2 separate regions of the Mus musculus genome follow, and region 2 is linked to region 1. A link is a contact called in ENCODE Hi-C or POLR2A ChIA-PET data. All regions are on one chromosome and are shown on one strand. The core of a region is the stretch at or near the end of the contact, and the rest is flanking DNA. Distances in the headings are between cores, read along the strand shown. Region 1 holds the start of Ltbp2 (latent transforming growth factor beta binding protein 2). Region 2 holds the start of Fcf1 (FCF1 rRNA processing protein).

Region 1 (6,708 bases), core at 3,807-6,306:
TTCTATATGTCCAGCCCAGGGCTCCCTTGGAAGTGGGCTGAGCATTGCCAAAGGTAGGAAAGGGATGTTAGGTTTACACCTCAGCACTACTGACTCGCATGGCAAGGATTTCACATCCCATAGTTTTCCTCATCTACGTAGGCTAGTGAGCAGGTCTCCGTCTGAGGCTGGGTCCTGCCACTGGACACACCCAGTTGGTTTCTCCATACTTCATGCACAGGGCACGAAGTTCAGCTTCCAAGACAATGGGTGGCAGCTGACCAGAACTGAAAAACTTCTTTTTTAATTTCAAAATTCCTTACATTTCCTTGCTCTCCTTGTACTACTTTTAACTAGCAATAATGATGCAAAGTTTCCTTTTAATTATGGATTTATTTATGCAGGAGAATGAGTCAGGTTTTTGTTCATAATGATAAAAAAATGTAAGACATCCAGAAAGAGGAGGATGGATAAATAAACTGTGGGATATTTAGACAAAGGAACAATATACACCAGTTAAAACGAATAAACTTGAGTTGTATATGTTCATAGTTAAATCTCAAATTCCTAATAAGGAAGGGAAAACACTGTAAGGAAATGCAATATGCTACCCCTTGTCTAAGTTTAAGATATGAAAGACAACATTGTATATTTTATGGATATTTGCATCTGTTGCAATAGCATAAAATACATGTTGGAAATATTTAAATCCAAGTGATGGTTGGCTAGGGAAAAGGGGAGGCAAACTTAAAGAAGAAATCTCAACTCTAGTCTTATTGCAACTTTGATATGATATGCCAAGTTGGGCTGGTATGCATGGGAAGTCTGCCCTTTTCTGAAAGAAAATGAAGAGGACCTGGGGTTAGAGGGACTGGCAGAGGGAGAGGAAGGGGAATTGCAGTTGGGCTGTAATATGTGAGAGAAGAAAAAAATGAAAGTAAACTAACTTGTGAGCCCTGCTATCTCCAATGCCTTTTGGTATTCATGCATAGTTTCATAATTTACATCAAAAGATATAACACGGAGTCCTGTTACTGTAATGATGTATTGACAAAGAGAAGAAGCTGGCAAGGTGGCTCATCAGACAAAAGCACTGGCCAAGCCTTCCAGCTGAGTTCAATCCCTGGAACCCACTTGGTGGAAGGAGCGAGAACAAGAGAATATGAACAAAATATTAAGATGGTCAAGAAACACTAAGTACTTGTACTGACTAGTTTTGTGTCAACTTGACACAGCTGGAGTTATCACAGAGAAAGGAGCTTCAGTTGAGGAAATGCCTCCATGAGATCCAACTGTAAGGCATTTTCTCAATTAGTGATCAAGAGGGAAGGACCCCTTGTGGGTGGGACCATCTCTGGGCTGGTAGTCTTGGGTCCTATAAGAGAGCAGGCTGAGCAAGCCAGGGGAAGGAAGCAAGCCAGTAAAGAACATCCCTCCATGGCCTCTGCATCAGCTCCTGCTTCATGCCCTGCTTGAGTTCCAGTCCTGACTTCCTTGGTGGTGAACAGCAGTGTGGAAGTGTAAGCTGAATAAATCCTTTCCTCCCCAACTTGCTTCTTGGTCATGATGTTTTGTCCAGGAACAGAAACCCTGACTAAGACAGTACTGGAATCAATAAGTCCCCTGTAGATTGTAGTACACAGCTACACGGCTCACGACTGCCCCTCAGACATTTAGCACAATGTCTGACACATGTATTTTTTTTCATCTCCAGTACATTAACAATTCCATAAGGAAAAGATTTTTGTGTCTCTTTCCTTCCTTCTTTCTTTCTTTCTTTCTTTCTCTCTTCTTTCTTTCTCTCTTTCTCTCTCTCTTTCTCTCTTTCTTTCTCTCTTTCTCTCTTTCTTTTGGTTTTGTTGCTGTTACTGTTTTTGTTTTTCCAGACAGGGTTTCTCTGTGTAGCTCTCGGTATCATAGAACTGGCTCTGTAGACCAGACTACTCTAAAACTCAGAGATCTGCCTGCCTCTGCCTTCAGAATGCTGAGATTAAAGGCGTGCATCACCACCACCTGGCAGTTTGTCTATTTTATCTACTGCTATATTCCCAGGGTTTTCATAATAGTGCATATTAAAGGGGTTCCACAAAACAGAACAGAACAACACACACACACACACACACACACACACACACACACACAAAACCAAAAAAAAAACTCAAACCAAAACCAAAAACAAAAAAAAACCTCAATTAGCAACTGTAGTTCTACATTCTACCAGCAGATGGCACTTGATCCCTAGATCTGACCTGCACACGACGGCCAGAATCGACCTGGATTGAGGAAGTTAAGGAATAATTTTGTCTTGGGACCCCTTCCCAAGAGATGAATGGGATGACAGAAGAACTCAACATCTATCTACCAAAGCTTCAGGAGACAAAACTGAGGCTCCAACTCCAGCACAGGTATACATCTGTGTATCTAGCAGGTGCCCATAACTTCACACCTGGTCATTGCTGTCAGCTTTGTCCTAGTGACAGTCTGCTTTGCTTCACTTTCTGACTTCTAACAGCACCTTGCAATGCGCATGCATGCGCGCGCACACACACACACACACACACACACACACACACACACACACACACAAGCACACACAAGCCTGCAGCATAACCATCCCCTCCCTATGACAGCCAGACTTCATCTCAGCCTCAGCCCCCGGCTCCCCTATACCAGGGGCAAAAGCTTATGGTGAAAAGCCCTAGTTCTGAGTTAAGCCTGCATGGCAGCCTCATCTCCAGATGTGCCACTCTGGCCCTCTCCTTCCTCGTCTATGCTCTAGGGCCCCAGGTCAGTGTCTCTTCCCTGACCATCTTCACTATATTGTACTGCTCCATTGCCCTTGACAGAATTGTCCTGTGCTTTTAGAAACACATTCACCAGCACATACTGCTCGTGCCTCCAACTTGATTTTAAGACATTGGCTTGCCCTCCAGCAGGTTTTGTATTCTGTGGGTCCCCGAGCCCTCTCCCATGCTCAGCACATGTAATCATGCAGTTGCCTGCACAAGTCAGAATAGAGGGGAAAGCTGAAACGGGGCAGGTGTCCTGCTAACTCTCCTTGAATGGTCTTACGCTGGAGCCACTTGGCAGCACTCAGCTCTATGCCCTGCAGACTTTAGGCTAGGCCTCCAAAGGTTAGTAGGGAATTCATTTAGACGCAGAGAGGGCCAGCTACGTGCAGGCACTGATCTGCTGGGAACATGAAAGCTAACAAAACCCTGCTTAAGCAGAACTTGTATAAGTTTGAACACATACATAGAAATAGAAATACGTGAGGGGGGAATAAATGCTATAAGAAAGCATAAAGCTGGATGAGGGCACAGAAGGGATGAGACACGGTGAACTTTGCTAAGATACAGAAGACCGTTGCAGGCAAGAGAAGAGTATGTGTGCAGAGCAGGAGGCAGAAGATCCTCTGTAGTGGGACTAGGCGTACAAGCAACGGGAATGCTACCTGGAACTACAACGGACAGATAAACCAGGCTCAGGCCAAGGGCTGCCAAAGCCCCTCCTAGACTAATCAATTGCACCTTGCCCAGTCTGGCATTGCCAGGCTCCTGTGCCTTCACTCCAGAGACACCTGGGTACTCAGGAGAGGTCCCCAACTCATTAAATCCTGGGCAAGGCGTTGTTGGGGCGGGGAGGGGACCTCCTGTGATAACAGAGTCCAGAACCCGCAGCGAGTGGTGCAAAATAATAAGTTGAAGAGTTGGAGCGAGGCGTGGCTTTTCAAAATGTGCAAACAACGCTGACATCTAGACTTCCTGGAACACAGACCCAGTCCCTCGCACAGGTCAGGGCAGCCTTCTCTTTCACAGAGCTCCTAAACCCTTGCCTAAGTCCTCTGCGTGTCCCAGCAGACCTGAGCCCGGACTATACACTTGTCTTGGCGCGCCTGCTTCGCTGTCAGCCCGTTCCTGGAGATGCGTCTGTCTTCGCGCCCTGATGTCCCCACTCCCCCCCCCCCCCCCCCGCCCAGATCCTCCACCTACTGGCGCCCGGAGCCAGTTTATCCTTCTCTGGGCCTCAAGAACCCAGAGCGCCCACCCAGCCACTGCAGCTCGTTAGCCCAGCACAGAATGAGTGAGAAACGCACACGAGCTTAACGTCGGGGTTCTGGGAGAACTGGTGTCCAAGGGAACAGATAGTAGATTTATTTTCCCCAAAATAACTTTTTGAAAGCTGGTCCGAGCCCCGGTTTCGGAACCTCGGAGCGGTTTCTCTAGTAGTTACTGAGGACAAAGGGACAGGACCCGCACTCCACTGAAGGCGTAACTGTCCGGGATACCCGCATCCCTTTGCTCCACCCCGCCCCCAGCCCTATCCCCTCTTCAGTGCTCACCCGGTGAGCCGCCCTCGCCGTGCAGCCGCGGGTCGCTGAGGGGTTTCCAGGCGCGCGACAGAAGGTGCAGCCCTGGCTGCTATCTGCTGCTGGCCCCGGGGATGGCTTCTCCGAGTCTGGACAGGTGGCTGGACTCGACGCAGCTGCTGGGTTCGGGGTGGCCTCCTGGCCTCGGCCTCTGCGAGCCTCCCAGGGTTCCCCTGGGCCGGCTGGTTCCACTCAGAGGGCGACAAGCCGGGGACCGGCGCGTCAGGCTCTCGGAACAGACTGTACACCTTGGCTGCAGCCGCTGCGGGGTGGCTGCCCACGGGGTGCCACAACCGATTCGCATCCCTGCTAGCTGGTTCGTATCTCCCTATGGAATCCCGTTGGGCATGACTTGTCCCCATCAAGACAGCCAGGACAAGTGGCAGGAAGCCCCTCCAACGCACCCGTCGGATGCATCCGGAGCAGCGAGCGGTGGTCGGCGCTCTCATGGCGCCAGAGTGGCTGCAGAGCTGTGGGCACCGGAGACCTCGCGGGGAGGTGCTTTCCATCGTTCGCTCCACAGACCCGCCTGGCGACTTGCCCCTTCCCGTCTAGGGGACCTCTGAAACAGCCGTTTGGGGGTCCAGGGGTTCCTAGGTAAGGGCTGTATGGCGTGAGCTGCCCGGGCTGCGCACCGAGCCCGAGCCTGCCGCACCTTCGCTCCCGCACTGCCGCCGTCTGAAGGGGAACCGAAGGGTTTTATTTTTGGAAACCGCCCCCTGCTTTTTCGCCTCTTTTATCCACGCCATGCCCCCCTCCTTGGAGGGACAGCTCGGCCCCCTTATTACGGGAGACAAGAATTCCAGCAACACCCTCTTTGGCACCGAGAAGCGAGCGGGCGGCGAGGGGATTAACCCGTGAGGAGCTGCGGGCGACAGGGCAGACCCGGGGACTGGAAAGACAGATGGCGTCTGCCTGGACCAGCGCACCTGAGCTGCCTTTTTCCTGTCCTGGGCAAACTCAAGTTGTCCACCTGTCCTGGATGTATTTTCTGTTCCTGACCTCACGGACCCAGATGAACTGCTTCTCGGGCCTGAAGGAAGCTGGGGAAGGTACCCAGACCGGAGTAATGGGGACCGAGCCCGAGGCATGCGCGCCTGGTCTCGTTGCTTCCACCTCTGACCGCTGGGGGCGCTAGGCGAGAATGCAGGTGTCCCTGGGGCAGCTCCCAAGAGCCGGTTGCCTATGGGGAAGGGCAACTTGGGGCGCGCGCCCCCTGGTGGAGCTGGTCACACCCTTGGCCACCGTGTTTTGTAGCGACACACTCTGCCAACCTGCTTAGAGCCTAGATCTTAATCTGCTTCCTGTGGCGCCAAGCCTTGACCTGGGCCTATGGTGATGGTGGATGCCCGCTGGAAGAGTTGTTCTCTTTTTACAAAGGTAGGCATGGAGCCTCTTGAATAAGGTGACTAAAGGAGAGTATTGCTAAAGATGGAAATAAAACCCAGGCTAGTGGCCTCTGGCCCACAGTCCACTCTTTGAACTCCTACCACCGCCCCTCATTCCTTGGAGAATTTCCCCAAGGGGCTGCATGAGCCTTTGAGCCCTGCTGGGCCGGGTTCTCACACCTTCTTGTATTGAAGGGGACAGGGATGTCCGTTGCCTCCCACCTAAATTAACCTTCTTCCCTGTGTCCCATGCCCCAAAGCCTAAAAGGCTAGGCATATATGGTTTTCCTGAAAGTGTTTTCACAGCCTACTGGCTCCTAAGCAGACAGGATAAAAGAGCCTGTAAAGGCACCAATTACAACTTCCCATACCAGCCCCTCCCTTCCCAGAATCCTAAGTAATACCTAACTGGATTAGAAAGTCTCAATATTTGACACTGGCCTACGGAGTCCTCCCTGCCCGGCTGGTTTTCTGACCGATCTGAACTTACTCCTGCTCGGTATTCATTACACAGTACCCTCACAGTCTCTGCTTGGCAAATGTTTGATGCATTGTGACGGCTCATCTCTCTACCTAGAGTATTCATCTCCAAGAGGTCTTCAGGACTACCTCTTCATTTCACCTCACAGAGCAAACATCGGCCCCTACAGTGGCCATGTGTGTTCTTCCGCTTCCCATTCCTGTGAGGAAATACCCAAGCTTGCCCACTTACAAGGGGAAATCATTTCCTGGGGCTTTGTTGTTGTCTTGGGTTGGTTTGGTTTTTGTTGTTATTCTTTGGTTTTGGTTTTTCTCAAGACAGAGTTTCTCTGTTTAGCTCTGGCTGTCTCCTTTGTAAGACAGGATGGCCTTCAGCTCAGAGATTTGTCTGTCCCCTGAGTACTGGGATTAAAGGCATACGGTGCCACCTCCCAGTTCTTCCCTCCTCTTTTAAAACATATTTTAAAAAATTATTTTCAGCTATGTGTAGGT
Region 2 (6,311 bases), core at 2,552-5,051, 94 kb after region 1:
TTATATTACCACATTTTAAGCATCTTTTGTTTTTAGTTTATGTATATGGGTTCTCTCTCTCTCTCTCTCTCTCTCTCTCTCTCTCTGTATGTGTGTGTGTGTATGTATGTGGTTTTTTTGTGAAGGCTAGAAGAAGGTGACAAACCCCCTGGAGTCAGGCTTATGGGCAGTTGTGAGCTGTCAGATGTGGGTGCTGAGAGCCAAATCTGGATCACTGAAACAGCAGCCAGTGTTCTTAGCCACCACGCCATCTCTCTGGCCGTTACTCCATTTAAAATCACCAGGTTAGATTAAAAAGTAATTAACCAAATAAATGTTTGTTGGGGGAACAACATATGGCCCATGAGATAAATGTAAACATGTAGTTTGAGACTAGAAATAATATCTCTACATTAACTTGAAATATAAGATGTTCCCTAGGGGCTCTCCCACTAGTCGTAATTCTATTCAAATGTATTTAGACCAATTAATAAGGAGAACAAAGTCCAAGGCCAATTAAGTATTCAAACTGTGGACTCAGGGGTCTCAGAGACTCTTTCTCTTCAGGACTACAGAAAACACACAATGAACCACTAAGAAGGACTAAAGTAATTCTTTCCCTCACGAGTGTGCAGTCAAAAGTAATTACTTCCCACTTCCATTCAACACAGTCAAAACCATGCTACCTTCCATCCCTATCAAAGGATGGCATATAATAGCTGAGGCTTTAATCGTAGGCTTTAAGATCCCCAGATTATGACAAAATTACAATGCAGCAAAGCACTCTGCTAGCTATGTTCTCAACCCCACAGTTCTCATACTCTGCTAGCTATGTTCTCAACCCCCACAGTGTTCCTCCACTGATTCAGCTCCTTATCAAGTATTAACAATCAAGGATCAGAAAGTTCTCAGAACAGAAGCTGCAAATCGATTTAAAATAAAAGAAAAAAAAAAAAAAACAGATTTCAAGCTTGAGAGGAAAGGGCTTTTCTTTCAGTCCCTGAATTTAAAAGCAAGTTACAAATTACCTAGCTCGGCAATTTTCTCTTTGAGTGCTCTCAATCAAGTGCACAAGGATGCAGTCTGTCTGTCTCTGTCTCTCTTTTTCTCTCTCTGTCTCTGTTTCTTTCTCTCTCTCTTTTCTAATCAGTCTCCAGATGGTTTTTCTTTTTTTAATAATTGACCATGTTTATTAAAAAGGCTAAATACCGGTGGGCAGTGGTGGCACACGCCTTTAATCCCAGCACTTGGGAGGCAGAGGCAGGCGGATTTCTGAGTTCGAGGCCAGCCTGGTCTACAGAGTGAGTTCCAGGACAGCCAGGGCTACACAGAGAAACCCTGTCTCTAATCTCCCACCCCCAAAAAACGGCTAAATGCCTAATCACTAACATGTTTCTTTTTTTCCCCACATTTTTTATTAGATATTTTCTTCATTTACATTTCAAATGCTATCCCAAAGTTGCCTATTCCCTCCCCCCGCCCTGCTCCCCTACCCACTCAAGCCCACTTCTTGGCCCTGGCATTCCCTGTACTGGGGCATATAAAGTTTGCTAGACCAAGGGGCCTCTCTTCCCAATGACGGCTGACTAGGCCATCTTCTGCTACATATGCAGCTAGAGACACGAGCTCTGGGGGTACTGGTTAGTTCATATTGTTGTTCCACTTATAGGGTTGCAGACCCCTTCAGCTCTTGGGTACTTTCTCTAGCTCCTATATTGGGGGCCCTGTGTTCCATCCTATAGATGACGGTGAGCATCCACTTCTGTATATGTTTCATTTTTTAAAAATATGGGTGCTGTTAATTCTACCCATGAATGGTAGCCTGGCAGACACAACCTGTTGTGAAAAGATAAGGAACTCCCGGTGGGGGTAAAGCAGAAGTAAAGTCTCTGAAGACATGTCAATAATAAAATGATTTCAACACCAAAAATTCACAACCCACAGATGTGTGAACAACAGAGAGACCTGCACACATATGAGTCTCTCAAAGAGAACAACAGGAAGGACAGCAGTTTCACATTCAAACCGACACAAAATGACCCGTTATAGAGACCTGAAAGTTTAGTAAGAGTTCTGAGGTTCGCCAACACGGTCAAGTTTCAAAATAGTAAAAAAACACATGAACACTCAAGTGGTGTAACCTTTCGGGCTGGAAAAACTTGACAGGAAATGACTGAAAAGACTTTAATGGCAAGCATCTCTAGGGACGATGCTTATGACTATGAAAACACAGGTCGGTCCTAGTGGTGTCTGGGTAATATAGGTGCTGTGATGATGAGCTTAGCTTTATACACAAAGAAACAGAGGCACCAACTGATGGCCCAAAGCAATGCAAATAAAGCAACTCAAGAGAGGGAGTGAACTGCAGCCAGTCAAACGCCCGAGTCCCATAACCAATGCACTGCCTCGCACTGTTACACCTCGAACACCTCTGAACCCAGTAACACTAGGTCAGTGTCATGCAGTAAGAAAATCACAAGCGAACCAAACTGACCTCTGAGCGTCTAGGGCACAGCTTCAACATCGGTAAAACAAAGGTATCAAAAGAGTCAACTAAGATGAAGTTCACATAGCCTACAAGTCTCATAAACTGCACATCCACTTCCAGGAAAGCTGTCCCTGGCCTTCCACAGACTCTCAAGGGGTAAAAGAAACCTCTCTCCGGATGGCTAAGAACAACTAGAATACATCCTAAAAGCAAAGACAAACAAGCAAACGGAAAACAAAACCAAACACTGCCCAGTTTCGCTTTCTCATTCCCACATATTCTCCCTCTCCCATTAAGGACTGCACACCAGGCTTCACAACGAAGAGCACTGTTCCCCATCACATTCCAGGCTTGCTAAGTAGTTGCACATATAAGCTTCTGCACCTGTTTTTCTTGTGATCGTCTAAAAAAGGCCACTGCGACTGGGATAATTGGCTCAATGAGTAAAATACCTGCTGACCAAGCAAGAAGCCCTGAGTTTGGTTTGCCCAGGATCTGGTTAGAAAACAAGCCGGGGAGTAGTGGGCTTGTCCACTCCAGCACCGGAGGGCAGGGATGGGAGTATCTCTGGGGCTTTTTGGTCAGTCAATCTAGCAAAAACCGGAGGTGGAGGTGTTTCCAGGTTGGGTAAGACAGACTGTTTTCTAAAAAGTGGAAGATAAAGACAAGCAGCTTCCTCTGGCTTCTGCTCTGAATTTCTGCTCTGATGCACCTGCACGCTCGTGCTCGTACACACACACGGGAAGAGAGAGAGAGAGAGAGAGAGAGATGCAGACAGACAGAGACGGAGGGAGAACATTGGGGGGGGATGTCCTCCATCGCTATTACATTCCTCTCTTTCCGAAGAATCTTACGCCCAGCCTCACAAGTTCCAAGCCGGCGAGGAAAACCAATCAATAACCAGAGCCTCAAGGCTGAACTACAGAGCCAAGGCTGAAATGATGTGCCAGAGGAAAACCAGAATGTACTGTCAAACTATGGGACGCCCAGGATTCCCGACCCCTCTGCCCTCGTCCCCTCTTCTCTCGCTCGCCTTCAGCAATTCTGGTGCCTACGGTCGGCTGGGCTCTGCCTCCGGCTGCGGCGTGAAGAAAAACGTTACCCGAACGGGGGCTGCAACGTGGCCAAGTCCTAGTTCTGGGGTCCGAGGAAGCAGCGGCCTCATCCAGCACAAATCCTACCCTCCACCCGCCCCCCAAAAAAATCTCCAGTGTCGATCTCCGCCAGCGTTAGGAGCCGGCTCGGAGCTTTTACGTTTCCCAAAGTAGCTTCCGCCTCCGGGTTGGCCTTTGCCGGAAAGAGCGTGAGGATGACGTAAAGTGTCGCGCTGCGAGCGATTCCGGAAGAAACAGGAGTGCGGCGTGAACATGGTGAGCGGAGTGGGAGAACTTTGTCAGAGAGTTTTGGGGAGCAAACGGGAGCTCAGCCTTTGGCCAGATATAGACTCGGTGCTTCCTTGTTTGTTTGTTTGTTTGTTTGTTTGTTTAATTCCATTCTGGCCTTAGTTCGAAGGGAGTAGGGAGGGGGACTGAGTGCTGTTTGGGGAGGGGCAAGAAAAATAGAAGAGAACTTTAAAAGATGTTTTCAGCTCTTTTTAACTCGAAAACTTCTGTTTCAAGGGGAAGCAAAAGAAAACAAGGAAATATGCGACTATGAAGCGAATGCTCAGTCTGAGAGACGAGCGACTGTGAGTGGTCAGAACCAACTGGTTTCTTAAACTGATCAGAACTACAGAAGTCACGATGGGCTAAGTAGAAACATCTGATGTACTGGTTTCTTAAACTGCAGAAGTCACGATGGGCTAAGTAGAAACATTTGATGTTTTTTTGTTTTGCTTATAATGTCTTAGGTCTGTGTTGCATGGAATTATAGTCACACATTCGGTGGGGCAGGGCATGGTATCGTTGTGGGAAAGCCGGTGAGGAGGTCATACCATGGCTGTCTTCAGGTCCTGCCACCCAAGTTTAAAAAGGACGATGGGAAAAGTCCAAGATAGTCCCATTTTATAAGTTGTAAGAATTCAGAACCTTGCCGGGCGGTGGTGGCACACGCCTTTAATCCCAGCACTCGGGAGGCAGAGGCAGGCGGATTTTTGAGTTCGAAGCCTGGTCTACAGAGTGAGTTCCAGGACAGCCAGGACTATACAGAGAAACCCTGTTTCGAAAAAAAAACAAACAAACAAACAAAAAAAGAATTCAGAACCTTCGAACATGCTAGTATGATATTCCCATTATAAAGAACACTCAAGGGGCTGGTGAGATGGCTCAGTGGGTAAGAGCACCTGACTGCTCTTCCGAAGGTCCAGAGTTCAAATCCCAGCAACCACATGGTGGCTCACAACCATCCGTAACGAGATCTGACTCCCTCTTCTGGTGTGTCTGAAGACAGCTACAGTGTACTTACATATAATAAATAAATAAATCTTTTAAAAAAAAAAAATAAAAATAAATAAAGAACACTCAACCAGTTTCTCTGTATCGGTAAGGACTGGGTAAACAGTTAATTTAATGAAGACTGGGCTTCTTCGTGTTTAAGATTTTCGGAACAAGAGAGTGGTCATTAGAACCTTCAGAATTATTATTCTCAGCTTCTGATGTGGGTTTTTATTTTATCTAACAATGTCCCACTGATCACTTCCTTGTGTTGAGTCTTTATTTTATACGTGTGTTATGTTTCAGGCCTTTATAAATAACGTGGAGAAACTTTCCTCCTAAACTTGTGGTTTGAGTCCTTTTTGGTTTGATTTGGTTTGGTTTGTTGTTGTTGTTGTTGTTGTTGTTGTTGTTGTTGTTTGAGACAGGGTCTCACTAAGTAGCCTTGGCTACCCTGAAACTTGCTATGTAAACCAGACCTCGAATTTTTAGGGCTCTGTCTGCCTCTCTCTCCCTGGAGCTAGGAGGGCCACCATGCCTACCTTGGGATATTCAGAAGTCTTCAGCAGGTTAATAACAACCTCTTCACGGCCTCTTACACGTGGTTTGTTTTTGTTTTTTTTTAGCATATATTATACATAACAATAGATATCATTATGTTATTTTTCAAGTGGGTATATAATGTACTTTGAGTAAAATCAACCCCCATTTATACCAAGAAAAAAGTTAATAATTAGAATTTATTCATTAACAACATCTTGAGTTTATTAGCCTTACTGATTAATTTTTATATTTTCTGGCTACTTCCTGCTCTATTTACTTGTTCTCATAGTATATGTTGATGCTAACATCACAAAGTCCACAACTGGATTTCTTTGGTAGCAGAAAGAGAATGGAACTTGAGGTGATAGAGATTGAGCCCAGGGCTTCACGCGTGCTAGGCCAGCCCCAACAAACTGAAACTTCCAAATGAAATTTCAACTGCATCATGTTTCCCTTCTCTGGATTTGCTTTTTTTGCAGTAAAGAAAAGGATAGGTTGAAGCCTAAGAAGAAAGAGAAGAAAGATCCGAGCGCGCTGAAGGAAAGAGAAGTGTGAGTACTAAAAGCGTCAGCTTGCCTTTCCACTCAGACACTAGAAAGCAGTGGCCCTGTAAGATTCCAGGCTTCCCTGACTTCATTGCTTGTCGAGTGAAAGTGCTATCGGGGGGCACATTCTCATCTCCATGCTTTGAGGTTTTGAATCCCATTGAGCAATAAATTTTCCCTGAAGGCACTAGGACTAAACTTTTTTTCTCTTCAAAAAATCTTTTAAAACAAATAATTTCTGTTGTTTGCCACATTAAAATGTCATAAAAGAGAGACTATATTGCCACAAATCGGTGAGGTTATATATTCTGGATGAAGGTCATTCCTTTAAAATAAGTACCTTTAACGTCATGAAAAATCTGAGCACATTTTGCATAATTTTAT

Evidence for each region. A loop is a pair of places that touch in the nucleus more often than their neighbours do. ChIA-PET counts read pairs that join two places held with the same protein, here RNA polymerase II (POLR2A).
Region 2: a map of heart shows a loop between it and region 1 (4-fold over the local background). The contact joins the promoter of Fcf1 here to the promoter of Ltbp2 in region 1. A Hi-C loop is called at or near these places in 8 of 37 maps with a recorded cell type or tissue (Patski, heart and left cerebral cortex). POLR2A ChIA-PET finds 5 or more read pairs at or near these places in 4 of 5 experiments (Patski and embryonic stem cell).

What each region holds. Positions count from the first base shown.
Region 1 is chr12:84,871,435-84,878,142 of GRCm38, forward strand. It overlaps Ltbp2 (latent transforming growth factor beta binding protein 2), which reads right to left and starts at 5,057. Exons shown (of 36, transcript NM_001370743.1): 1 at 4,322-5,057. The coding sequence starts at 4,797. D030025P21Rik (RIKEN cDNA D030025P21 gene) reads left to right here and starts at 4,368. Exons shown (of 1, transcript NR_028577.1): 1 at 4,368-6,708.
Region 2 is chr12:84,967,129-84,973,439 of GRCm38, forward strand. Fcf1 (FCF1 rRNA processing protein) reads left to right here and starts at 3,802. Exons shown (of 8, transcript NM_028632.2): 1 at 3,802-3,837; 2 at 4,087-4,154; 3 at 5,862-5,933. The coding sequence starts at 3,835. Arel1 (apoptosis resistant E3 ubiquitin protein ligase 1) reads right to left here and starts at 3,721. Exons shown (of 20, transcript NM_178065.5): 1 at 3,501-3,721.